Linked DNA regions of Mus musculus: all the other regions are linked to region 2. Evidence: chromatin loops called from intact Hi-C (ENCODE). Cell type or tissue: left cerebral cortex. All regions are shown on one strand. Links, peaks and the distances in the headings refer to the core of each region. The heading gives the core; the rest is flanking DNA. Region 1 has its middle 13 kb from the start of Gm37004. Region 2 holds the start of Itga4 (integrin alpha 4). Region 3 has its middle 42 kb from the start of Neurod1.

Evidence for each region. Hi-C counts contacts between places; a loop is a spot of excess contacts. Peaks named below come from ENCODE experiments on the same cell type or tissue, not always from the same donor. Only the 100,000 strongest peaks of a DNase experiment are listed, where the experiment ranks them.
Region 1: a loop joins it to region 2, with 5 times the contacts of the local background. A loop is called at or near these places in 33 of 42 quality-filtered maps.
Region 3: it touches region 2 in a loop (3-fold over the local background); 6 of 42 quality-filtered maps call a loop at or near these places.

What each region holds. Positions count from the first base shown.
Region 1 is chr2:78,955,221-78,963,650 of GRCm38, forward strand. No RefSeq gene overlaps it. Among named protein-coding and RNA genes, the nearest start is that of Gm37004, 13 kb to the right of the region's middle. In left cerebral cortex, for the core only: CTCF peaks have their summits at 4,349 (motif pointing right) and 5,283; DNase peaks (open chromatin) are centred at 4,490 and 5,222; H3K4me3 peaks cover 463 bases.
Region 2 is chr2:79,250,592-79,259,021 of GRCm38, forward strand. It overlaps Itga4 (integrin alpha 4), which reads left to right and starts at 4,835. Exons shown (of 28, transcript NM_010576.4): 1 at 4,835-5,265; 2 at 5,587-5,708. The coding sequence starts at 5,069. In left cerebral cortex, for the core only: CTCF peaks have their summits at 4,720 (motif pointing left) and 4,924; DNase peaks (open chromatin) are centred at 4,739, 4,962 and 5,515; H3K4me3 peaks cover 1,475 bases; H3K27ac peaks cover 686 bases.
Region 3 is chr2:79,494,408-79,502,837 of GRCm38, forward strand. No RefSeq gene overlaps it. Among named protein-coding and RNA genes, the nearest start is that of Neurod1, 42 kb to the left of the region's middle. In left cerebral cortex, for the core only: a CTCF peak has its summit at 5,084 (motif pointing left); a DNase peak (open chromatin) is centred at 5,081.

The DNA.
Region 1 (8,430 bases), core at 47-8,046, 300 kb before region 2:
AAATGAACATAGTACTGAACTGCCTTCTAAATTTGTATCTCTATACACACAGATTAGTGCAGCACTCAGATCTCAACAGAGACACTTCTTTGTGCAGTGAACAGTGGGTAACTCAGAAACTCACAACTGATCAAAATACAGAGAATAACTGTCAGTGGAGTGATCAGCCATAAATGAAACATCTTTATCACAACTCGCAAGACGTGAGAACCATTTCAGAAGAGAAGGCAGAAAGATAGGGAAAGCTCAAGGTTTTGGGAGGACCAGAACACATGACAGGATCACATATATGATGACACCTAAAATTTCATATTTTAAAGAAAATTTAAATAGCTGGAAATGTGAAATACACCTGTTGTCCCAGTACTCCTGGACTAGATATCAAAACTTCACAACATAAATATGTAAGAAAATGGACAGAAGACATGAACCCATTGCAGTAGTGGAGTCATTTAGAAAATGCAAATGAAGATCCCAAATATTACTACATATGTATTGGAAAAAACACAAAACTAAAAGTGACAACATCACTGATGGCAAGGATTCTGAGAAACCGAATCGCCATGTTGCTGGTGATACTCTAAGATGGTTCTGCCGCTCTGGAAAGCAGTCTAGCAGATGCTTCAAAGAGTAAGCCCACGCTTATCGTTCATTCCCATGATCACACGCTTTGATATTTACTCAAAGGAGATGAAGACTTATTGCCACACAGAAATGTACACACAAATGTTTATGGAAGCTTCACTCACAATTGTCAAATCTTAGAAGCAACCAGGATGTCATTCAGTAGGAGAAAGGATGAATAAAGTGTGGTATATCCAGATAATGAAATACCATCCATCCCTAAAAAGGAACTGAGCTATTAACTGTAGAAGACATGGTGAGAACTTAAATGCCCATCACTACGTGAAAGAGGACAATCTGAAAGGTTTCAGACTCTATCTCAACTATAAGACATTCTAAAAACCAGAGAAAAGAGCTATCGAGCTACTGTACAGCATGACAGCAGAGCTTCTAGAAACCCAGAAAAGTGAGGAATTATCTTTCACAACCCTTTTCAAAGTAACCACATCTCCCCCATGCTAAAAGAAACCTTAAATGCCCTACATGTGTAAGCGGTTAGACAAATTATGGTGCATCATGTGGTCTATATGATGGAGAGGCATCACTGCCTCACAGGGAGAAGGAATAAACCATGGGTACAGGCAACAACCCAAGTATTTCCCCCAGGAATTATGCTGTGAGTGAACATAACTAAGCCTCAAGTTTGTATCTCAACTGCTCTGCCTATACAACACTCTCAAGGATTTAAGATTATAGTACTTGTGAACACTTCATGGTAATGGAGTATTACATAGTTGGGATGGGTGAGAGCTGAGTGAGGCTTTGAGAACGGCAACTTAAATGACAGTTGTGATGTTGAACATCTGTATCTTGTCCTCCGCCTCCACCCTAGTGGTAATGTTGCACTCTAATTTCGTGAAGATGCTACTTGTTGAGAGAAAGTGGGTGTGGTGTTTACAGAATCTAATTTCCTAAAAATGGATGCAAATATATAAAAAGCTCTTGAAGTGAGAAGTTTGATTGAAAAAAAAAGTCCTGTTGAACATAGTGTATAAATTTGATACAGAAATGTGCCAGCTCTTCTGCTAGTGTGTGCCAGCCAAGTGCCAAGCAAAGCTGTGCAGCTGGACCAACCTCAGGCAAAGCCCTCACTCTGTTGCCCTGCTAGCATGCTCTTCCTTACAGCTTTGCCCAAGGAAAACCTACTCACTTTAGTTTATGCTCCTCTTCGGTGATCTGATACTAGGCTTGTAACCTGTCTATGGATATGCTTACCTCTGATGCCAAGTCTCCAACAACTCTCTTTTTTGTAGGTTCTGAGATTAGTTTACATATTTACTTGAGAAATATTTACGGAAATTAGCGCCTGAAAAATGGTGTGGTATATCATGATCTTAGTGAAAGAAGAAAGAAATAGAAGGAGAAAGTAAGTCTCTTGGCAGTAGAATGTTCTTCATCATCTGGGAACTAAGACTGGAGAACAGCTCTCTTTCTTCTGTCTGAAACTAGCCTTCCCAGTTCTCCCAGTTCTCCCAGTTCTCCCAGTTCTCACAGTTCTCACAGTTCTCACAGTTCTCACACAGTTCTCACAGTTCTCACAGTTCTCACAGTTCTCACAGTTCTCACAGTTCTCCCAGTTCTCCCAGTTCTCCCAGTTCTCACAGTTCTCACAGTTCTCACAGTTCTCACAGTTCTCACAGTTCTCACAGTTCTCACAGTTCTCACAGTCTTCTCTAGGACTTTTCACAATGTTCATGGCATAAAGCCTCCATGATGATGACAGGAGTGCCTGGACCATAAAGAAAGGATAGTATATACAATTAAGCATTTCTACTTCATGAATGAAAAACACACGGAGGTCTTCCATGGCTCTCCTCTTGCCAGTGTCTTTAGTTCGCTGTGGCTATGGAAGCACACACAGGCCTTTAGAAGATCTGACCTAAAGTCCTTTGTGAAAGGCAAACCACACCCATGTTGATCGCATCCTTGAACCAACCGTTGAACACCTCCTTCTACAAATCTCTGCTGCTTCTGTCTCATAACCGATCCCACCCTTTCTGCTTATTATCATTATTATTTTGTATATATTTATTTTATGTGTCTGAGGTTAGTGTTTTGCCTGTATGTATGTGCACCACAAGAACCCTTTTTATGTTTGAGGTTAAAATAAATAGTGTTGAATCCCTTGTAACTTGCTTGATCCATGGTATTAGCTGCCATGTGGGTTCTAGGAACTGAAATCAGGTTCTGCAAAAGCAGCCAATGCTCTTAACACCTGGGCCATCTTTCTAGTCCCTTTTCACAGTATAGTTTGAGCATTTCCACCCCATGTCCTCCTTTAATCTTCCCCGTATCTTTCTACCCCCAAAAAGGTCTTCCTCCTCATGCCATGGTCTCTTTTTATTGTTTTTAATTCATGGAGCCCAATCCTACCTTTAGTCACTGGCTTGCTAGCTGTTGCTGTCCCAGTGCCCTCCCTTCCCGGTCCTAATCATTGTAGCCAGGAACTGAAGTCCTAACACCTTGAATCTCCTCACACAAATGTGCCTCGGCCAGGCTCTCCACATCAAGACTGGGGGTAACATAGTTTCAATTTTTCATCACCTGGTTCTATGGCATTTACAGATAACCTTGCTCCTTTGGATTACTGAATGTCTTCTTTTAAAAAGTTATTTGTTTTATTTTATGTGTATGAGAGTTTTGCCTACATGTGTGTCTGTGCACCACGTGCATGCCTGGTACCTGTAGAGGCCAGAGTTGGGTGTTAGATCTCCTGGAACTGTACTTACTCATGTCTGTGAGCTGCTTGCTATGTATGTGCTGGGAACTGAATCAGATCCTCTGCAAGAACAGCAAGTGCTCTTAACTGTTCAGCCATGTTTCCAGACCCCTGAATTTCTGTTTCTCTGGAAAAAGTGAAGCTTCAATCTTTGTCATTTTATAATAAATGTACACTTATATAAAAATATTCCATATGCTTCTTCCTATGGAAAACTGCCAGTGAGATTTTATTGTCTTAAAACTGCCACAGGTGGCGATTTCTTTTAATCATGCAGATATTCTAGATTTAAAATACATTTAGTCTTGAATACCTAATGCATTCATATAATTTAAGCTATAGTGTATCTCTTTTCATCTTTGCCTTCCAACTCATTTAGACCCCTGGGTCTTTCCTGTCATGGTACACATGTACATTATATATGATCTATAGAAGTGATAAACTGGAAAACACATCATTCCATGTAACTGCTTTTCCTCCAATAACTAACAGAGATGGTTCTGTATTAACCATAAAGGCCAGCTTGGTGCCTTACTCTATGAATATACCATGCTTTATGTAAAGAGCTCTACTTACCAACAATGACGGTATTCAAACAACCATATGATCTTGTGTTCATATCTGTAGACACACAGGCAAACATTCCTGCAGGTTCTAAGTTGTGAGATAAGTCCTTACAAATTCAGCTGTATTTTAAAATCCAGACATTTGTTATGTCGATTGTAAAATTATCATATCTATAGAAATACACCATGCAAATGATTCAAAATAACATCTTCATTTTAACTGGTATTAGCCATGGGTTTTCTGCATTTCCTTTTTTATGATCTGGAAATTATATGTATATGTAGTTTTGTTTTTTATATTCTTCTTTTCTCTCCCTGTTTTCTTTTTCATTTTTCTCCTGTTTTCTTTTTTCTATCCCTCTTTCTTCTTTCCTTTCCTCTTCTTCCAGATTACTTTCCTATTAATGATCAGGTTGAGAGCTATGTAACCACTAGATGGTGGTACAAGCACACAGGGAGAAATATTTTGTAAACAGACTAGGTATTAGTTTTGATTTCCTGCTTAGTTTTTAAATTGCTGTACACTTGGGCCCTCAAATGCCTCCTAAGGGACATCACTGTGGTCGCTGCTTAGTAGTTGAGCCAACATAACACTGATGTTGGGCTTTTATAGCAGCTGCCGTGGACCACTTTATGTTGATGGTGAGACTGTTTTTAGAATGCTCATTGCTTGCACGGATTAACTCTTCAGTAGGCATCTGTTAGGTTTCCTGAGTGATTTTAAGTGCTTGCTTATATTCTTGACTGATTTACAGAACCTACGATGTTGCAGTTGAGACCACTTAGAATTTATAATCTTGCTTTATTTAGTTGACTGAATTTTATGAAGAAATAGTAGTTCCCTAGCGATCTCCTACAATGACAAAAGGCAGCTACTTACTCTGGTTAGCCCGATCCACTGCAGTTCAGAGATTCATACAAACCTGTATCATCCATCATCATCTCAATGTATAAAATGTATTTTTAATATCTTGGAATTTGTGACAAAAGTACTTTTCTATGCGTGCACTGCATAATTTTTGATTTTGGGAAGTATATGTTTTCTCTGTGGGGAATGCATGGAAATCTGGGCTGTGAATGTTTGTATCAGTAAATTCTTCTTAAATCACAGAAGAAAAGAATCCTGTGACATTGAAGGGCATTTGCTTATAGAGCTACATGCTAAGCTTAGCATTTTAAACTCTTGAAAACCAGCTAAATGCAAGGCTGTGTGCTCAGCCCCTCTCCCCCACGCTCCACACCCCACTCTGCAAATGTTCTGTGCAGACAGGGTGTGGATTCCTTCTCCTGTTTGGCGGTGTCTCTATGTGGTTTGTGGGGATGGCTATATGATTCTTTCTTGCTCTGCGACAGCATGTTCCTGTCAATTGTCAAGTGCATGTGTTTTCCTGAGAGGCGCTCTTGCAAGCAAGTTCCCGCTTAAAAGCTTCTATGAGTCATTTCTTTGGGGACCAGTGTTGAGGCATATCACCCCATTTGCATCAGGGTTGCCTGACTTAGTAAAAAAGAAAAAAAGAAAGATTAACATTTTAGCTAAACTATCTGAAAGGTTTGGATAGTAATAAGGCTTTCTTACCACTTAATATGCCCTGGTGAAACTCTATGATCTGCTATGTAGTAACATTGTTAAACTGTTACACCTGGAAGGCTTCATTTAAGACATTTGCTGTCTAACTAAAAGGAGATGGTTTCTTGTTATTCATTCACACATAAGGGAAGGCAAAAATAATCACCGACTTGCATTCAACAAAACACGGAGTTAAGAGAAGCAGTCCCTAAGATGATGAGCCCATTGGCACCCTGCTCCATGAGGTAGAATCTACTGCAGCTGCGTCCTCAGTTTTATTAGGAAAGATAGCCCATTTTGTGATCTACGACGTTTAAATCAATTGAACTGTAGTGAAATCTCTCCCCTGAAATGGCTATTACACAGCTTGCAACCTTTTGTTCAAGAGATTAAGTTTGCATCTCCTCACATTATCTCCTTGTAATTGGAAAACTTTCATTTTGACGCAGAAAATGTGCCAGCGTCCCCGAGAGCCTTGCCACAAGCCAATGCAGAATGCCATCTGGAGGGTCCGTGCCCACATCAGGCGGCAGCCTCCTGTCGGGCAGGATCTGGAACTTTGCAACGAACAACTAATAACATCTTAAGCTCCATTTGTCTAGCTCATGAGTGCTCTTGGCAGAGGTCATAACCAGCAGTGGTTTTCTTGATTTGCTGCATCAAATGTAATTAGGTTAAAGCACTCACTGACAGAGCCTCTGATAATGGCATGAAAGCCTCAGGCTTGAATTTACCCATCCAGTCAAATTTAAGTTTAGAGCAGCAAAGATGTATTAATTTCATCACTGGGACAATGAATATTGGTAAACTTGAAAGGTATTTATTTGGAACAAAGCAGTTTTCCTTCCTTTGGATTTCATACGTCTTTGGTTTCTGTTTTAAAGTTGAATTGAATCAATGCATGTTCTGGTTCCTAGCTTCTGATAAAGTCGCTGATGTCCCCTGCTAGGAGACATAGTCTCATGTGCACACAAACCACACATCTGAACCATTGGTCATACTGTGTAAAATGATAAGATATCTTCAGCGTGTTACTCTGCATAACTGAATTCTGACAGTTGTTATTCATAAAGACAGAAACGACACCGTGGTTGACCTTTTAACCCTTGCCTGTTGAAAAACTCCAGGGTAGCAGAGGTCTCTTCATAAATGAGTCAGGTCGTGGCTGTGAGTAAAACAGAGAACCATTGCTGAGGGTTAAATTTAGGGCAAGCTCGGGCCCAGAGCATGAGACAGACGTTAGCTATTATTAAGGGTATACAAAAAGAGTTTCTGCTCTCTGCTAGAGAAAGAGAGAGCTGGAGTGTGGTCTCAGCCAGAAGGCAGAGGTTCCTGGCATGGCTGCAATGTTAATGATCCTCACAAGGCTTTAAGAATCAGCAGTGGAGTTAGGATGTGACATAAAAGACAGTCTCAGGAGGGCTGAATTTTTCAAACTGACTTCCACATTTCTTCTCCTGTCCCTGTCTCTTAGAAATACTGGCACTACTGGAGCCAGTGGAGGAGCACAACTGAAATCTCTCAGGAACAGCAGTGATTCCCGTTGACTTTGTACCTCATTGGGGGATGGGGTGTTAGTTTGAATGTTTCAGGTGGTTCTCCTTCTGATAAAAGCAATAGGCATGTGTGAGGATGAGGTTAAGTAAGTGTTTATTTGAGGATTTAATATTGCACACGCTGATGGAGTACAGCAATTACCGTGCTGTGATTTTCATATTCATATGTGCCATATTTATTTGTTGTTTACCTCTCTGCATAATGGAAATGCCATGAAAATCTGTTCCTTCTACTGCTTTAATTTTAAATGAAGCTAAATGTTATGTATAATTTTAAGTTACAGATTGCTAATTTCATTCTGTTTTAAATACTCTACACATAAGAAGCTCTTAGGCTCCTGCAGGAGTCCCTGCTTTGAGCAGAATCAAAGCATAATTCTCTCAGTAATTATATAATAGGTAGGTAGTTAATAGATTAAACATGAGCCCGAGACATCATCACATCGACAGTCTATTTCAAACCATATAGTTACCTGTGCTGTTCATATGTATATGACTCTCTGTAAATAGAATGTGTATGCCTTTGTAACTTTCCTGACAAATATAATGTAGTTAAAAGCTTACTGCATCTGTTGTAAAGTATTTGCATCTAGCTTACTTATTAGTAATCTGGTTACAGACTCGGTACTTGGTGAAATGGTTGCGAAAGCTTCAGGAACAACCCAGTTTTCACCTACTTTCACGATAGTATTTTAAAGAGGCTGCCAATGGCAGAATGCAAAGCTAGTTTACCTTATAAAGGAACAAAGCAAGGGAAACATTGAAAAATTAACTCTATAGCTGTTGTGTAGCTTTCTGTCACTAGCCTGAGAATCCCTTCATGTGCTGTATCTCAACTTCTGTTTCCTGGCCCATCCTTTTTTTTCCTCTCCTCAACTCCAGAGCTGTATCTGGAACCTGGTTATATGCCATCCAAGACCTACTAAAATTATTCACTCATTTAATATGCATCACTCTACACTTAGCACATATATATCTATATCTACCTAGATGTCTCTATCAATCTATTTATCTATGTAGATATTTGTTAGAGATATTCATATTTAGATGTCTATATAGAGATATTTAGATAAGGTCTCTCCTGCTGGCTACAGCCTTCATGGGAACAAATCTATGTCACATGTCTATCTCTGTATCACCTCTATATCTATCTATGTATCTATCTATGTTTCTATGTATGTATGTATGTATGTATGTATGTATCCATCCACATAAGGTTCTTCTTGCTGGCTCCAGCCTGTTGGAACAGATCTATATAACATGAGTGGGAACCATGAGTCAATAGTCCTTCAGGGTAGTGTATATTTAAATGTTCCAAAGACAGAAATGGCTGAGAAGGTTCGTTTTTCTGAGAACTCTTAATATAGCCTGCAAATCTCGGAATGTGCCAGTTGTTCA
Region 2 (8,430 bases), core at 91-8,090:
GAACCAGTTGTTAAATCATTCCAGTGCATAAATCCAATCTTCCAGGTCAGATTACTTATGAGATAAAACGTTGTCACATAATAACCATGTGCTCTGAGACAGGAATGGCCTTACACAAGGTCCTTTATACACTGTAACAAGAGAAGCAATTGTTTCTGCATGTGAACTCAAGCATGAAACAGACTTGGTTTAAGTAGTTATCAAGTATCAAGCAGTTTCTAGACTTTAAATTTTGAAAAAAAAGTGGTTAAAAAATGAAATTGATGAAAACTACCCATCTACTATAAACAAGTTGCTCTGAACATATTAGCTAGAAGAAATTTCTCCTACTATTAAATGTATTGTCTGTACCTTCTTGCCTGGCATCCAGCAGTTCCTTGTTTGGGGTCATTACTTGATAAGAGGAAAAAATATTGGCTATGTTTGAACTGTGCAAAAAGTTAGTTTGAATGAGACCTCCCATGGAAGTCATTAAGACAAGAACTTAATAGGAGTTTGAGTTGATTCATGGGAGGAACAACTAGAAGTATCAGAGGTAGAAAGTATAATGATGATGTAACACCAGAAAAAATATATCTTTAAATATTTATCAGGGTACCAGAAAGTGAAAAATTGAAAAGGGGAAATATTTATTATTTACTCTTGGAGTCCTTTATTGAAATTCACAAGTGCCCTCTGTCCTTTATCATTCCATCTTGTTATCTCTCACTAACACATAGCTAATGCTCTAGACATTTGCTGAACTACTGAATAAATAAACAGAAAATATGCACAGAAACAGCACCTAACACTGCTGTTAAGATAGAAGACTGGCACTTCTTGCTTCTTGTTGGCAACTTTACTACTGTGGGGAACAAAGTTCCACATTGTGATTCCACAAGAGTGCTCCTTAAACCCACACTTGGACACACAAGTCATTGTGGGGAAGGAGATATATTCCAAGGATAGATTATAGGAAGGCAGAGAGATGATAAAATTTTCCCTTATGCACATGTTATTATTTTATAGTAATTGAAAACATATAATAAAAGACAGCTTAAGACACTACTTGCTAGCAGTGTCTTGCTAAATGTGCCAACAATAACTTAGACTTGACTGTAAAACATAGCCAGCATCACCCAAAAAGACTTCTTGCCCTAGCCTGCAATGTTCTACTTCCTCTCTGCAAGTTGTTTTTGTTTTCCATTATCTCAGCCACCTAGACTAAAAGTAACAGTGCCTTCCACTTTACCCTTCTCTGTTACACTACATCACTGCAGCAACACACACACGCACACACTCACACATGCACACACACACACACATGCACACATGCACATACATGCACACGCACACGCACACACACATGCACACACGCATACACATGCACACTCACACACGCACACACTCACACACACACACACCAAATGTACTTCATCCACTCTTTCATTTTCCCTATCTCACATGTAGGGCTCAGAATTGATTTTTAGGTCCAAATTACTTGTATGTTGTCACTACCTATACTCAGCCCATCTTACATGACAGTCCCTTTGGACCACATTACACTGTTCCCCAAAACAAACACATTATTTTTCTGTTATAAAGCGCTTGAGGCTAGGATTTGCTTTTATACATTTCAAGTCCCTTCCACTATGAATTAGTGATGCTCACGTAAGAGACACCAGCAGAGATACCCGTTGGGTGCCTACTACAGGCCAGCAGCAGCTGTGTGGCTGGAACAGCAGTAGCAGCTCCAGTTTCTTTTCATTCTAGCAAAGGCACAGGGAAAATGAAATGTGAGAGTCCAATAGAAAGTGAACAGAACAGGGAGGCTTTACATTGGATGGGAAGAAAAAAAATCTCTTTAGCAAGGGAGAAAGAGAGAAAACCAGGAGGGAAGAAGGGGAGAGGAAGGGAAAGAAAAAAACATGCGAAGTCAGAGAATGGCTGTGTGCCCAGGTAGAGTGTCAAGACAGTCAAAGACCCGGAGGATGATGGAAGGGCCTTGGGGAACTTCAGGAATTAGGGAGCAGAGATGGCCTAAGTGAATGGGGTCCAAGGAAGAGGGACAGGTTTGGGATAGTCTGGGACTACATCACAAGGATGAAAACGAGTCATCAAGGGAGAGTGCCACTGAGGAAAGAGAACATTAATTTGGGAGTTTATAAAGCAGTTCCAAAGCCTTAACGCTTGAGGCTTGTATGTGACTATCCTCTGAACCTAGCAACTGCCACCTTGTGGAGGTCAGCTTGTCCCTCTTGCAAACTGATTATCCCAAATGGACCTGTTGACTGTTTAAACAACACATGGAGAAGTGAGGAGGGTCGGAGACCCTGAGTATCCAGCTGCTCCCTACCACCTGGTGTATGAAAGCCTGTTTGAGTTGCTATCCTTTGAAGGAGGGGCTGAATTAAGTAATCTCCAAAAGACTGGGAGTGGGTCTCCATTGATGCCTCTACAAGGAACCCTTCAGTCTGCTGGTTTTCCAGGTGTGGTGTGTTGGGAAAGAGAACCCACATATTAGTAAGTAACTCTCACTTATGCTTCGGAAGAAACACAACCAACATATAGATTCCTGTGCTGGGTATGTCAACTTGACTCAACCTACAGTCACCTGAGAGGAAGAAATCTCAATTGACAAATTGCTTCCATAAGATGTGGGCTGTAGGCAAGCAAGCAAGCCGGTAGGACTTTTTAAATGTTTTTTTTTTCTTTTTCATGTAATGATAGAGTGTGGGACAGTCCAACCCACTGTGGGTGGTACCACCTCCACCCTGGGCTGGTGTTCTTAGGCACCATAAGAAAGCCAGTTAAGTGAGCTACCAGAAGCAAGACAGTGGGTTCTCCATCAGCTCCTGCCTCCAAGTTCCTGCCCAGTTTGAGTTCCTGTTTTGGTTTCCCCTTATGAAGTATGATTCAGGATATCTAAGGCAAATAAATCCTTTCCTCCCCCAGGTTGCTTTTGATCATGGTGCTTTGTCACAGCAATAGGAACCCTAACTAAGACAGTTCCCCAGAGGAAAGGAATTTCAGAGTCATGCCTGGGTTTGCCAATGGGACGTTAGCACAAGGGGTAGACATTGTTTCTATCTCCCCAATGGGAGGGGATTTTTAGCAGCAGGGCTGTTTTCAAGTCCTAAGGGAAGGAAGGAGGGTTGTCTTGGCTTGTTGAATAATACTTCTGGAAAAGTAGCAAATTGTAATCTGAATGATAGAAATGAGGACCTGCCCATTAGCCACTGTACAGCTATCAGTGCCAACCAGAGTTTCACCATCCCTTCCCTGCCTGTGGGGCTCAGGAGGCACGTGCTATTTTATTTTTCAGTCCCTCAACCAGGCTGACCGGCTCCTCCCTCGTGCCTCTTCTCAGAGTGTGTGGAGCCCAACTCAGCGATCCTTGCCTTCCAGCTCTCTTCAAGTGTTCCCAAACAATTAAACTTTATGGAGTAGGGAACTTTTCTTTTCTACTATCAGGCCAAAAATGTTGCTGGGTGCTCCTCCAGGCATCCTGCTGATTTGTTGTGGTGTTTCGAGGACTGGGGGCTGCCCACTGCATGAGATGATCTGACTCAGTGAACAGCGACAGCTGCGGGCCTGTGATTCTGTTGGTGTAACTGGCAGACACGGACTTTCTTTCTTTCTTTCTTTCTTTCTTTCTTTCTTCCTTTCTTCCTTCCTTTCTCTCTCTCTCTCTCTCTCTCTCTCTCTCTCTCTCTCTCTCTCTCTTTCTTCCTTTCTTTCTTTCTCTCCCTCCCTCCCTCTCTCTTTTTCTTTCTTTCTTTCTTTCTTTCTTTCTTTCTTTCTTTCTTTCTTTCTTTCTTTCTTTCTTTCTTTCTTGTCATTTGTCTTTTTTTTGCAACAAAGGTAAGAGGGCCAGCATCTCACCTGCTAACACTCACCAGCACTTGCCTCCTGCTCCAGCGTGAAAAGCAGGGAATGGAATATGGAGTGTAAGACATAAATTAAAAATAAAATAAAATTAAAAAAAAAAAGAAAAGCAGCACACAAGGAGTATGTTCAGCAGAGGCCCATCTCCTGGCTTAGGTGTGCTGTGACTCTGATCTCTGGTGGCTTTTTAGAAGCCTGTTATGACCTTGTCTTAGGCTGTGTCTACACATCTGGTGGTAGGTATGTCCTGGGGTAACTGAGTGTGTACATGGGGACTAGTTATGAAGAAGTGAGCAAGGGGTGGAGTCTGCTAAGTGAGGCAAGTCACAGAATTTCCTTAGCTTGCCTGGGTTTTCTGTGTTAGGCTATTGCCTGGCTTGCTCATGCGTATAGACTCTATTTAAGAGGAAGTGTATAGAGAGGAAGGAAGCCTGCATAAAAGGCTGCAGGCCTGGGAGTTTTGAAGAGACTAGCCATATACTTTTGTCACCAAATGCTCCAATAGGGCTGGGGCGGGAGGGGGGGGGGGCAGCAGTTTTGGCTTCTTGCAAACTGTGTAATTTCTGTATGCTACACAGCACATAAGTGACAGAGGAAGTTCTGGAAGGTTCTCCACAGTCTTAGTTCCCAAATTATTGGCCACTGGGACTGGCCCTGGAGGCCAGTCACTTGGTGAAGTCCCGCAAGGCATCAAGCCTTAGCCAACTTTCAAAAGGGAATCCCCTGATCTGTTTTGTGTTCCCCCAAGGGTTATTTTTGCTGGGCCCCAGAAGCCAGAGCCACTGTGTGTGATGTCTGCCAGGGTGTGAGTCCATGCAACCTAGGTCCCCTAGCGCCCCCTACAGCTGCTGCGGGGCGGGGATGGGGATCGGGTTGGGGAGAGGGAGGCCAGGCTGTGAGCCACTGCACCACACCCAGGACCCCACCCAGATCCTAGGAGCACCCGGCCCCTGGCTCCGGGGCCACAGAAACGGGGCGTGGGCCAGAGCCTGAAGCATCCCTGGCCACTACGATCGCTCCGCCTGTGGCCACCAATTCCCCTCCTCTTCTGGCGTCCCTCTCTCCGCCCCTGTCGCCTGCCAGCACCGGACACGCTGCTGCACTTCATCTCTTGGGGCGCTCTTCTCTTTGGCCAACCGTCGCATCCTGTGCAACTCTGGTCAGTGGCCGTTTTGTGTTGAATGTTCTCCACCAAGAGCGCATGGCTGCGGAAGCGAGGTGCAGACCGAGGTCCCGAGGGATCGCCCTCCGGGAAGCGGTGATGCTGTTGTTGTACTTCGGGGTGCCAACCGGGCACTCCTACAACCTGGACCCGGAGAATGCACTGCTGTACCAGGGCCCCTCCGGCACGCTGTTTGGCTACTCGGTGGTGCTGCACAGCCACGGGTCGAAGCGCTGGTGAGTGCGCCCTCCCCAAGAGGCATGTCACAGCGCCTCCGCCTCTGGGATTCCTTGTATGAATCAAACTTTCCGCCCTCCTGGGAGGTCAGAGAAAGACCTGGCTTCAGCCAGCTGCCTCACTGGAGAGCCTTGGAACTAACTTATCTTGGGATGGCAGCCCCCAGGGTGCTCCTGAGTCCTGGGTCTCCAGTCATGGGAAGAGGAGGTGGGTGCCACTTCCCTTGCTGACCACTGCACAGCTGTCACAAGCCAACACGGGGCAGAGTGGGTGGGCAGACTGGTTCACGTCTGAGCGAACTTGCATGGTTCTTGCTTTAGGCTCATCGTGGGGGCTCCCACTGCCAGCTGGCTCTCTAATGCCTCAGTGGTCAATCCTGGGGCGATTTACAGATGCGGGATCAGAAAGAATCCAAACCAGACCTGCGAACAGCTCCAGCTGGGTGAGTTGGGTCCCCAAAACAAGACATAATGAACTTTCTCCCCTTCGTGGGTCCACTGTTGGGCAAGTCCTGGAAGACACTATGATGCTGGTCTCTTCTGGATTAAAGTACAAGCTTTTCAATTTTAACCCCATGCCAGCTTGCTCCTGAGAGTATTTTCCTCTCCTTTGCTTGCAACTGTATGTGATCTCAGTATCTTCCAAACCTCTTTCAGGGGAAGTCTCATAGGGTGGCTTCTGGCAAGCTACCTTCTACCAGTCCTAGAACTCTTCCATGTGTAAAATCTGTTTCAAAGCCTTAAAACCCCTCTCTGGCTGAGGACCCAACTTCTCAACTTTGTTCTAGCGTGAGCTGCACATCAGGAATAGAAACTTTGATTGAGCCTATATCCCACCATGTAGCCTATATCCCACCATGTAGCTTATATCCCACCATGTAGCTTATATCCCACCATGTAGCCTATATCTCACCATTTAGCCTATATCCCACCATGTAGCCCAGGGATTTTTCTTCCCCTTCCTTTAAAAATGACACTACCTACCATAAAAGAATGGGAAGAAAAAAACAGCATGCCTTTTGTTAAAATCATAAATATAGGAGGTCTGACATATAATTACTAATTTTCCTCCCCTCAAATTCTCCTGTAAAGCAGGTCTGTCTTTCAGCCCTCGTTTCTGTCTTTATTTAGGTTTTCAGCAACTTGAGAAATGTGCGCTGACGGCAGAGGAGACAAGTTTCATGTTTCAAAGTCAAAAGCAAAGTTGCTGCGCACAGACACATGGGGAAAGAAAGGGGAACTAATATTAATTTAGATCTATCTTGCTCTCAGTACTGTTAAGCATGGCTGTGTATATTGCTCAATGTTTTCCCCTCACAGCAGCTCTAGTGTATGCTTGTACTGCTTCTGCTTCCTCAGGGCTCCCACACAGAGAGCTGCAGGTTCCTTCTTCAAAAGTACTTACCTAGACTCAGGGTTATCACTTCAGGTATACATCTTCAGTGAGGATAAAAACTAAATGAAGGGTTTTGGTGTACTGTCTGGAGATATGATCCATTATCGATGATGATGAGCTAAGGGTGAGAATTGCTACTTTTTATATTTATCTGTAAGTGGAAGGTCTACTTGAGAATACCTGACTTTGTCATAAACCTTTTCTATTCATCGTCGTTGTTTGTTTGCTTGTTTTTTGTTTTTGTTTTGTTTTTTTTCTGTTTCTTTTCTTTGCACTTTTACCCCAGCACCCATAAGAATGAAGGAGTTATGTGTACACTGGATTAAGCTACGGCTGACACTAAAGTACAAAGGATTCTGGGAGTAGGAAAGCACAGGGAGAGGCGAAGGAGGAGAAGGAGGAAGAGGGGGAGGGGAGGGAAGACAAAGGGGAAGGGGAGAGAACAACAAAACAAATTTTACTTAGAAAAAAAAACCCTACTATGAAACTTGATTCTTTATAAAAGAGGGATGGGCCTCTGAGCATCATTAGGCATCCCCTCTTCCAAGGGGCAGACCTGGGCTCATAGAAGACTCACAGACTTGTGCATTCAGAATGGTTACTTAAAAAAAAAAAAAGGTATTTTCATTACCTGAGAGAGTTGTGTAATGAGTGAAGCCTTGATCTGACAGCAGTTCCTCAAAGGGTCTCAGGAAAGAGCAGCTTCTTCTTCTATGGGCCTGGCATTCTTTCTGTGACATTAGAAACTCTGGTGGCTACATCCTGCCTGGAGGATACGCCATCTATTTCTGGATGTTTGTATTTAACTGAAAGGGGATCATGTCCTGACATATTATATAAACTTTTAGATGTCAGCAACTGTCAATTAAAGGAAAACCTAAGTTCACTGGGGGTGCGGAGCACAGAATTCACTACAGAGGCATTTGAGTACAGTGGTTACTTAAGAGATATGAAGTTCTGGGATGGCTGAATAAGGGGAAAGCACAAGTTTTATCGTCATCAACTTGTTTGCTGGGTCAAAATTCAGCCATGGTAAGCCAAAGCAACATTTTTTTACCTTCAAGATTTGAGTCAACAACAAAAATACTGAGATGAAAGAGATCACAAATGAGTCTGAGGTCCCAGTCAGTTGAATGGCTACTGTCTCAGCTATGGGAACACTCAGAAGAGTTTTGTAAGGAGCATGCCTGAACTTACTTCTCAGAGAAGACTCTGAACAATACATTCTCAGTTTCTACGGAGAAAATGGTTCCTTTATTAAGAACAAATTCAAAAGTAATTTAAATCTAGAAGGTAAAATACTGACGCTAATGTCCAGAAAGAAAGCTAAAAGATCACCAGTTGATTAGCAGAAACATATTAAGATTGCAAAGTTTGTAGACTAAGCATCACTACTTATAAACATATTTTGTGTATGTGTGTTTGTGAAGAAAGAAATGAGGGAGAAAGTTATCTATATATACACGAAGTCTTCTGTATGTTCTGAGTGATATTATTTATATAATTAATTATAATGATATATTGTCTTATCTATAATGTGGTTGATTATATTCTAAAGTTCAAACGTTCTTAGCCTATCCAGGAATGGTGCCACATATCTTTAACCCTAGCACTCAGGAGGCAGAGGCAGGTAGAACTCTCTGAGTTCAGTTCCAGATCGGTCTGGTCCATATAGCAAGTTCCAAGAAAGCCAGACCTAAGTTATACCCTGTCTCAACCCCTGCCCCACTCGCACCCCAAATACTTAGCTCAGTATCAAATACGTACCA
Region 3 (8,430 bases), core at 230-8,229, 240 kb after region 2:
CATGAGAGTCTTGGGTCAGAGAGGAAGAGCTTTATTATAGTACAACAGCTAACCTACATATATATCATGTCTCCCTTGGCTCCAAAGATCCAGGAGGATATGCAGAGGACAACAAAAGGATACTGTACCAGAAGCTGGGAAATTTACGTTTGAATTGTGAGCTGCATCTGTTTTCTAGCAATCCTGCTCCTGTCTCAGCAGGTCACTCGCAGTGACTTGCTGCAAGATTGCTCATAGAAAATAGACCAGAAGGGAAAGCTGAAGAGTCACGAGCGTTATGATGTCAACATACCATACAGAAACACATAAGGATGCTCACAGATGTCCTCAAGTAGAAAAAAAAATCCCATTAATTTCCTTTAACCCATGAATTCCTAATATCCTTGAAGAAATGATAACATTCAGTGGAGTATAGTTTGGGAACAGTTGACCATTATTTCTTGACACTGTTGGATTCCACTCTGGGTAGATGTGGGATTAAGAAAGAGAGTAGGAACACAAAGGGGGATATTTCCACATGAGACCACAAAGACAGATGTCCCCCTAGGAGTTATCACTTTCTTTCAGTCAGTTTGTATTGGACCAAGTCTGGGGATCATTGACACCTGACTGCCATTAAGATAGAGAAACCACTTGTAAGCCCAAATAAGAATGCTAGTAGACTTCCCAGACATCAGTTGTAACAAGTCCCATGATTTGGGCTCCTGCTGAGGCACATTCCCACTTTTAAGGAAGGAGCACTTATCTTCCCGCATCTCCATTCCATTTTACTTGCTCTCTGTTCATCTATAAATTTGAAGAATATTTGAAAATACAACTTAACTTGACTTCATCACAGGATCAGTTCTGTGAAGTAAATAAAGTAATTATAACTTTGTATGATCATTTTATGCATTCATTGGCCATTTTTCATTTTACTTGTAAACTTTCACTCTTTGATTCTGGTCACTATCAATCACGGGGCATTCTTTTTATGTGTAGGGGTGCATGTGTACGTGTGTGAAACCAGAAGACAACCTTGGGTGCCATTCTTCCATTTATGTGTCTTGTTTTTATTTATTTGTTTTATTTTTTTCTAAACAGGATCTCTCACTGATTTGAAACATTCCAAGAACACTAGACTTGATAACCATTGTCCCTGACTTCCTAATCTGGAGTTACGAGTGGGCACAGGCACATATAGCTTTTTTTATATGAGTCTAGGATCATACTACGGTCATTGTGCTTACAAAGCAAACACTTTATCAGATGAGGCATCACCCCAACCCTTCAGAAAATTCTTTTGGATAATTCTGTTGTCTATTTCCCACCTTGATTTCTTGCTTCCATCCCTGCAGGCTTGCTGTCATTTCAGTGTGGTCAACAGCTGGCTATACCCCCTTTCTCTCCTGCTGAACTCCAATCCAGATATGTATGTCATGTGATTCCCAATGTCTTACTTCTTTCCTCAGTCTTTACCTGAATGTTTGCAGCCCTGATGTCACCTAATTCCTGACCTCTGCTAGAGTAGCTTCATTAGCCTCCTTTTCCCCAAAATCCACATGGCTTCCTTTTCATTGGGAAACTGCACCATTTTGCAAGGCTGAAATTCCATGGGCTGGCCTTTGCAATTTTGTGCTTACACTTCTAACCAAATATTACCTTTTCTGCCTTCCTTGTAAACTTTTTATAAAAGGGACACATCTTTTAACACTGAAAGTATTTTGACTGTTTCTACCACAAATAACTCATAATTATATGATATAATAGAGATGTTTTCCTGATGTAAAATTATACAATAAATATAGGTATCAAAACACCATGTGACACTTAATAGTGCCTACAAATTTTATCTTCTTGTGTATTAGTTAAAAAGAATACAAATTTAAATATAAATATTTCACTTTCACTTCACCTGATATATGGCAATTCTTAACTTTTCCCTGTAAAATATTTTACACATCCATGTTGTTATTGTGTGTAATTATAGTTGCAGGAGGATGCTCCTTTGAAAATAAGGATTTTGATGTCTGCTTCGTCATCTTACACCTCTGGAAATGAAAGTTGAGCCAAACATCTATGATAAGTCATTAGTCATGGGTGAACATTACACGTTGTGCACTGAGTCTTGTTTTCCCTGGTGTTGACAGTGTAGGCTTTCAGCTTCAGAGCCTTACATTCCCATCTGCAGTTGTTTAGTCCGATTCTTCTTTGTCATCCCCACATTAGGAGATGAGGCTCTGTGTGCCTGGTTTGGCTTGGGAGGGCTCACATTTCCACCCAAATGATACAGCTAAATGTACTGAGAGGCAACCACACTAGCTTTGGCATAAATGACTAGGGAGTCCAAGTCTTTCTGAGTGTTTGATCGAGTACTAAAAGACCATAGCTCTAGGATCTGGCCAAGGGATGAGGTTTTTTAAATAGAACTCATAGCTTTGACATCAAATCAAGTAATCTCTTAGTTTTCAGGAAATTCTATTTTTGGAAGCAAAAGAAATTCATAGATGCTCGGGAATTTATGCTTCGGAATTTTCATGGGAGAATTATTTTTAGTTCTGATTTCTCCAAGCCTTCCTTCTCTCCCACTCCCCAAAGACAGATGAGCTCTAGAAACAGGAAATTAGTGAAGAAAAGAAAACACTTCCCAGGAGTATGTGATTTCTCTGCAGCTATTAGTCAGAATGATTTAGTGATATTCTTGCAAAAATATAAAATAAACAATAGAAGAAGTCTATGATGTCAGCAGGCTGGGGGTAGAATAAGAGTTCCACAGAACTTCTCTGTGCTACTGTAGAGACAGCAGTGTTGCAATGAAGAAGGATTTTGCCCTGTTTTTGCTGAACAACATCCGGGATCAATAATAGTAAAAAAAATAATATTATATATCCTAAGAACTAAGGAGGAAAATATAAGCAGGGAGTGTGATAGGAATTGACAGAGACATCTAGATGAGATGGTCAGAAAGAAAAGTCTACTGAGAAAATGATAATCAGATAGAGAATTTGAAGCAGGTGAGGGTGGGATCACGCAGAAGGCTGGAGGAGGTGCTTTCTAATGAGACTTAGCAAGGCAAAGGCCTTTGGGCAGGACTGTGGCTGGCAAGTTCATGGAGAAGCTAGAGGAAGCAATTAGAGGCATGAGCAGTGAGGTTGTAGTGAGAGATGTGGGAAATGTGCAGGAAGAATTCCAGGAACAAGGTGATACAAGGTCATTGTACATACATTGCAGCCAGACATGTTGGACCACACCTGTAAGCTCAGCTTTTTGAAGTCAAAGACAGTTTTGGATCAATCTAGTCAGTGCTACGCTAGCCTGAGCTAGGATTAAGTCCCTGTCTTGAAAATCAAAAGCAAGCAAGCAAACAAACAAAACAACAAAAAGAATATTGTGGGTCAGTGAGAAGCCTTGGTGGGTAAAGGCATTTGCTCACAAGCTGAATAACCTAAGTTTGATCTCTAGATCCTACAGGGTAGAAAGAGAAAACAAATTCCCTCAAAAATATCTCTGACTTGCACATGACCTCTGACTAGCACTCAAGCATAAGCCCACACACAAATAAGAAGATGTGCTGGCTAGTCTTCTGTCAACTTGACACAGGCTGAGATATCGGAACCTCCAATGAGAAAATGCCTCTCTCCATAAGAGCCCAGTGTAAGATATTTTCTTAGTGATTCATGAGGGCAGGGTTGGGTTGGCCCAGGCCATGGTGAGTGGTGCTATCCCTAGGCTGGTGGTCCTGGGTTCTATAAGCAATCAGACTGAGCAAGCCATGAGGAGTAAGCCAGTAAGCAGAACCCCTCCGTTGCCTCTGCATCAACTTCTGCCTCCAGGTTCCTGTCCTGTTTGACTTCCTGTCCTCTGGTTTAAATAGGAGCCAGGGAGAATCTAACTCATGTGATTTTTAAATGCTGGAATATAAACGTTAGAAAAAAAGTATAAGTCCAATAAACCCTTTCCTCCCAACTTGCTTTTGGCCGTGGTGTTTCATTTCTGTGATAGAAACTTTAAGACAATAAATAAATAAAATTATAATTAGGAAAAAAAGGTGTACAACATTTCTAATTGCTATAGAAATTATGATATATCAGAAGAAAAATAGCAAGTAATTATTTGGAATAATTATTTTAAAAAAGAAAGTACAGGGTTCTTTGAAGTCACAGATTGGGGATCTAATACACTCTAGGGGTTTTACAGAGTGGAACAATGTTCATGTTGAGATGGAATCACACCCATGAGCAGGGTAAATAGAGACTAGGTACTGTCTGTCACTAGGACAGCCGTGAGCTGCAGCTATTGCTAAAGCAGAGGCGGGTGCGTTAAAACACACTAGGGGTTGACAAGCAGGTTCATGATTAAGGGAGAGAACAAGAGGAATGGGGTGGCAATTTGAAGCTTAGGAAACGGGGAGCAGGTATATTGCAAAAGGTGTTGTAGGTTACTTAAGAGTTTGGATCTACCTGAAAGTACTGGAGAGCCAGGGATGACCAACAGGGAGATGAATGAATGATCAGGTCTATATTTCTGGAAGATCACTCTTGATGGAGACTGGAGAGCCCTTGGAGAGAAGGATGCTGCATAAGTGGAGCAGTTATCACCATCCGGTAGTGGTCCAGGGGGCAGGCAGCAGCACTAGTCACTATGGTAATGGAAAGGTGTGGACACACCGGAGATATTTAGGTTGACTGGATGTGGCATCATGATGGGAGAGGTTAGAAGACTGAAGATTTCATTCATCATTTCATTCTGGCTCACTCCACTTGATCCATGGTCATGCCACTGACACTGAACCCAGCATGAATAACAAGGTCAGAGATGTCTTGGGTCTCTTGGAGCCAGCCCAGCATCAATTTAACTCAAAGAAGAATTTTTTTTCTGCATTTTCTTCTTCTGCACTGTCCACCAAATGAAAAAAAAATAGAGACATAATCCAATCATATATTATTCCTTAGGTGAATTTGTTTAATCTTCACACTTTAAACGAGGAATATTATTTCTAAGCCACAGTCCCTGCAGATCTGTGTTCCTTTTCTGAGCTTGGCGATTTCACACACCAGCCTGAAAGATGCGGGCTTTTCTAAAGCTGAGCACGTGGCGCCATCTTCGGGACAGTTTGGCAAAGCCTCCTAAGCCAAGCTGACTGTGCGGTTTACACTGGAACTTTCCATCCAGCAACTCTGACTCCATCTTGTTCAGTCATTAAGCTGAGAGCAGTGTTTCTCCAAAGTCAAGTTGTGCGAACCGAGCCTTTGTCTCACAAGAACTGAATCTTAACACAGAAAACAGGAAAAAAAATGGAAGCAGATTTGCCTTCAAAATAATCATTCTAGTTTAGTGTCTGCACTCTGAAAAACAGGTTTTGGTCTTGGGGAAAAAAAAAAAAAACTGCAAGAGGAAATTAAGGCAGTGTGGCTGCAGGGTTTCTGCCTTCTTGCTCATCCTCTATGCACCTTCTGGCTTTGCTTGCAGGAGTTTTGCTCTGGTTTAAATAGGAGCCAGGGAGAATCTAACTCGTGATTTTCAAATGCTGGAATATAAACGTTAGAAAAGAAGTCACTCGAAACTTTGGCTTAGAAGATGTAATCTCATAAATGTATCCAAGCTCGACCTGAAGACTGAAAGGCTGTGAATAAGAAATCACTATTACACCAAGGGCTAGCCACACGAGGAAAATAACACTTTAGGAACACGATCATTTGGCTATGGTCTCATATGCTGAATCCAGATAGGTAAGTTCTAACCCCCAAATTATCTCTTTAGAATTTACTATCTTGATGAAATCTTCCCCCTGCTTCTTAGATGGAAGGCCTCCCTTGTGGCCCAGTCCTGAAATTAAGCCTCAGTCAAAGGCAACCTAATAACCTCAGCAGAAGGACTGAAGTTGAGGGCAGCAGACAACCTGGGACAATTCCCCGCCATGTAGAATTCAGAATGAATGTCTAGAGATTTGAGAGAGTAGGAACCTTCAAGAGGCCGGAATTCCAAAAGACTGCTATTTGCACAACTAGAGGAACTGCCCTTGCCTCATCACAGTCTGTTCTGAATCAAGTCAAGAGATGAAAAGCCATAGTCTCTGCAGATGGAGCAAACAACACATGCTTAGAACACTAAAAAAGGGACAGAAACATATTTCACACTGTTCAAGCAGTCGTTATTTTATGCTTCCCACTTATTCTTGATGACAGTCAGCACATGTTCAATGGTGATCAGAGAATGTTATCATATGGAGGTCACGCTGGCCCTTGTGGGGCCTTCCCCAGCACAATGATATGCTGTACCAGCGTACACTAGCACACTGGGCATTCTGGGCTGACTCTACCTGCACCTGGTCATCCTGCCTCCCTCTTGACAACATGCTATAGTCTGAAGATTCACAGGACTCTGATCTTATGTCTGTAACTCAGCAGCTCTTGATCTTTTGACCTGTTTCTTATAGTTAGTCTTAGTCTTCGGAGCAAAGACCTTTTTATAAAGTTTCCCTTTATTGGATTTTTTTAGACTGCTCATAATTTATGGAGATCACTACACTAGTCTTAACATTTTACATGCTCTAGTGAAAACTGTGTTTTAAGTGATTAGATGCCATCACTACTTTGCTTATGAACTCATTTTGTCGTTTGTTAAAATTGAGTTGAGTGTTTCTTATTCTAGGAAAACTTTTGCTCCTTGAAGACCAAGTAACTATACATTGATTTCTCAAGTGAGTTCACAAATAGCCACCGCAACCACAAGCAATATAGAAATATTCCCTGCATATGAAAGTAAATATTCAGATCTGAGCTTAGTGTTTTTGTTTTGATTTCCTCATTTTTAAAAGTAGAGACAAAAAATTTCCAGTTACATGGTTACTGGGCATGACCAAAGAAGTTGTACAGACTCATCAGTTCCATGCCTGGCATTAGTAAGCACTTGGTGCCTTCGCACCTTATGAGGACATTTTCTGAAATGTCTTTTTAAATGATACATGAAATTATTGCTGTCAAAGAGGTAACTTTGCAGAGGGGGGGGGGCTTTCCAATGGACAAATCATAGAATATTGTCACCACTGGATCAAAATCTAGTAGATAAGTTACACTGAAAATGGCAAAGTGACCACCAGGGTTCTACAGCTCCTTTCTTGGAATTGATGAACCAGGATATTTCATTGCTAACTGACCAAGGACCAAGAACGGTCCCTCAACAAGAACAGAAAAAAAAATACTAATAGCTCTAGGCTAATGCTTTCCATGTAATTGAATACTGTTCACCAGTTCAGGTCTATTGTGTGAAATACACACACACACACACACACACACACACACACACGAAAAATAAATTTAAAATTTTAAAAGGCTCCAATTCAGTTGGCAAAGTGCTTGCCTTGCCTGTGTGTGAGTCCTTAGATTAAATTTCCAATATCAGTTTTTTGAAAGGTGAAAAGGTTTCTTTCTTATAATCAGTGGCTTCTAAAAGGAATGTGTCAAATGCCTTTTTGCATACATTTCATACATTTTTATGCATGACATAATAAGACAGATGCCTTCAGCCATAGGTTGAGCAGCTATGGAAGGTAAAAAGAAGATAATAAGGTCTAGATTTAGACTTTATAGTTCTTGTGTGACTTTAGCCAGGTTGCCAAATTCTCTAACTCTCGGTTCCTCATCTACACAGTGGAGATTCTAACAATACTCCTGGCCTAGGTTTGTTATAAGTTTGAAGTTTTTGTTTGTGTAAAGCACAGGGCTCTTTGTATATAATTAATGAATGATGTTTTTAATGCTAAAAAGAATTTATTTTTAATCATCCTAAATTATATATCACTTTAAAGAGGCTTAGATACTACTGACACCCAGAGACCCTGATTCGGGGTTAGACTTTGTGTTTGGAAACAGCAGTAAGAATGGAATGGAGGAGCAAGTTTCTCCTGTGTAGCTGAAGAAGCTCACAGAAGAGCTGGAAAACTCTATGGCACTTAAGGAAAGATGGTCCTAATTTGGTGGCCTCAATAGAAATAAATTGGAAGGAAAAAGAACTCGCCGATGTAAGGAAGGGGCTAAAGAATCAAATGAAAGGTAAGATTCCTTTGTTGGAAAAGATCCATGGCTGGGGTGGAAAACTAACAAGATAGTGTTTCTGGATATCACAGATTACCACTGAAAGTCTGTCCGTTCTAATGATGCTCGATGCTATCATTTTGCACATGCTGAGACACAAGCGACATCACACATAGTAAGTCTTTCCCAGTCATGTTGCAGAGCACTGGTTAAGCCTCTCTGGTTTTGACTTATGGATCTTCCCCGTGCAGATCCCACGGGCCATCTTGAAAGCATGTCTACTCCAGACAGGCAGAAAAGGCGATGACCTGTGATGTTGGAGGTAACAGTTTTCTATAGGTCCCAGAACTGCAAGTGCTTACTATTTGTCAGAGGTTTTACCAGTCAGAAACTAATCTTACAGCTTTGCCCACATCTA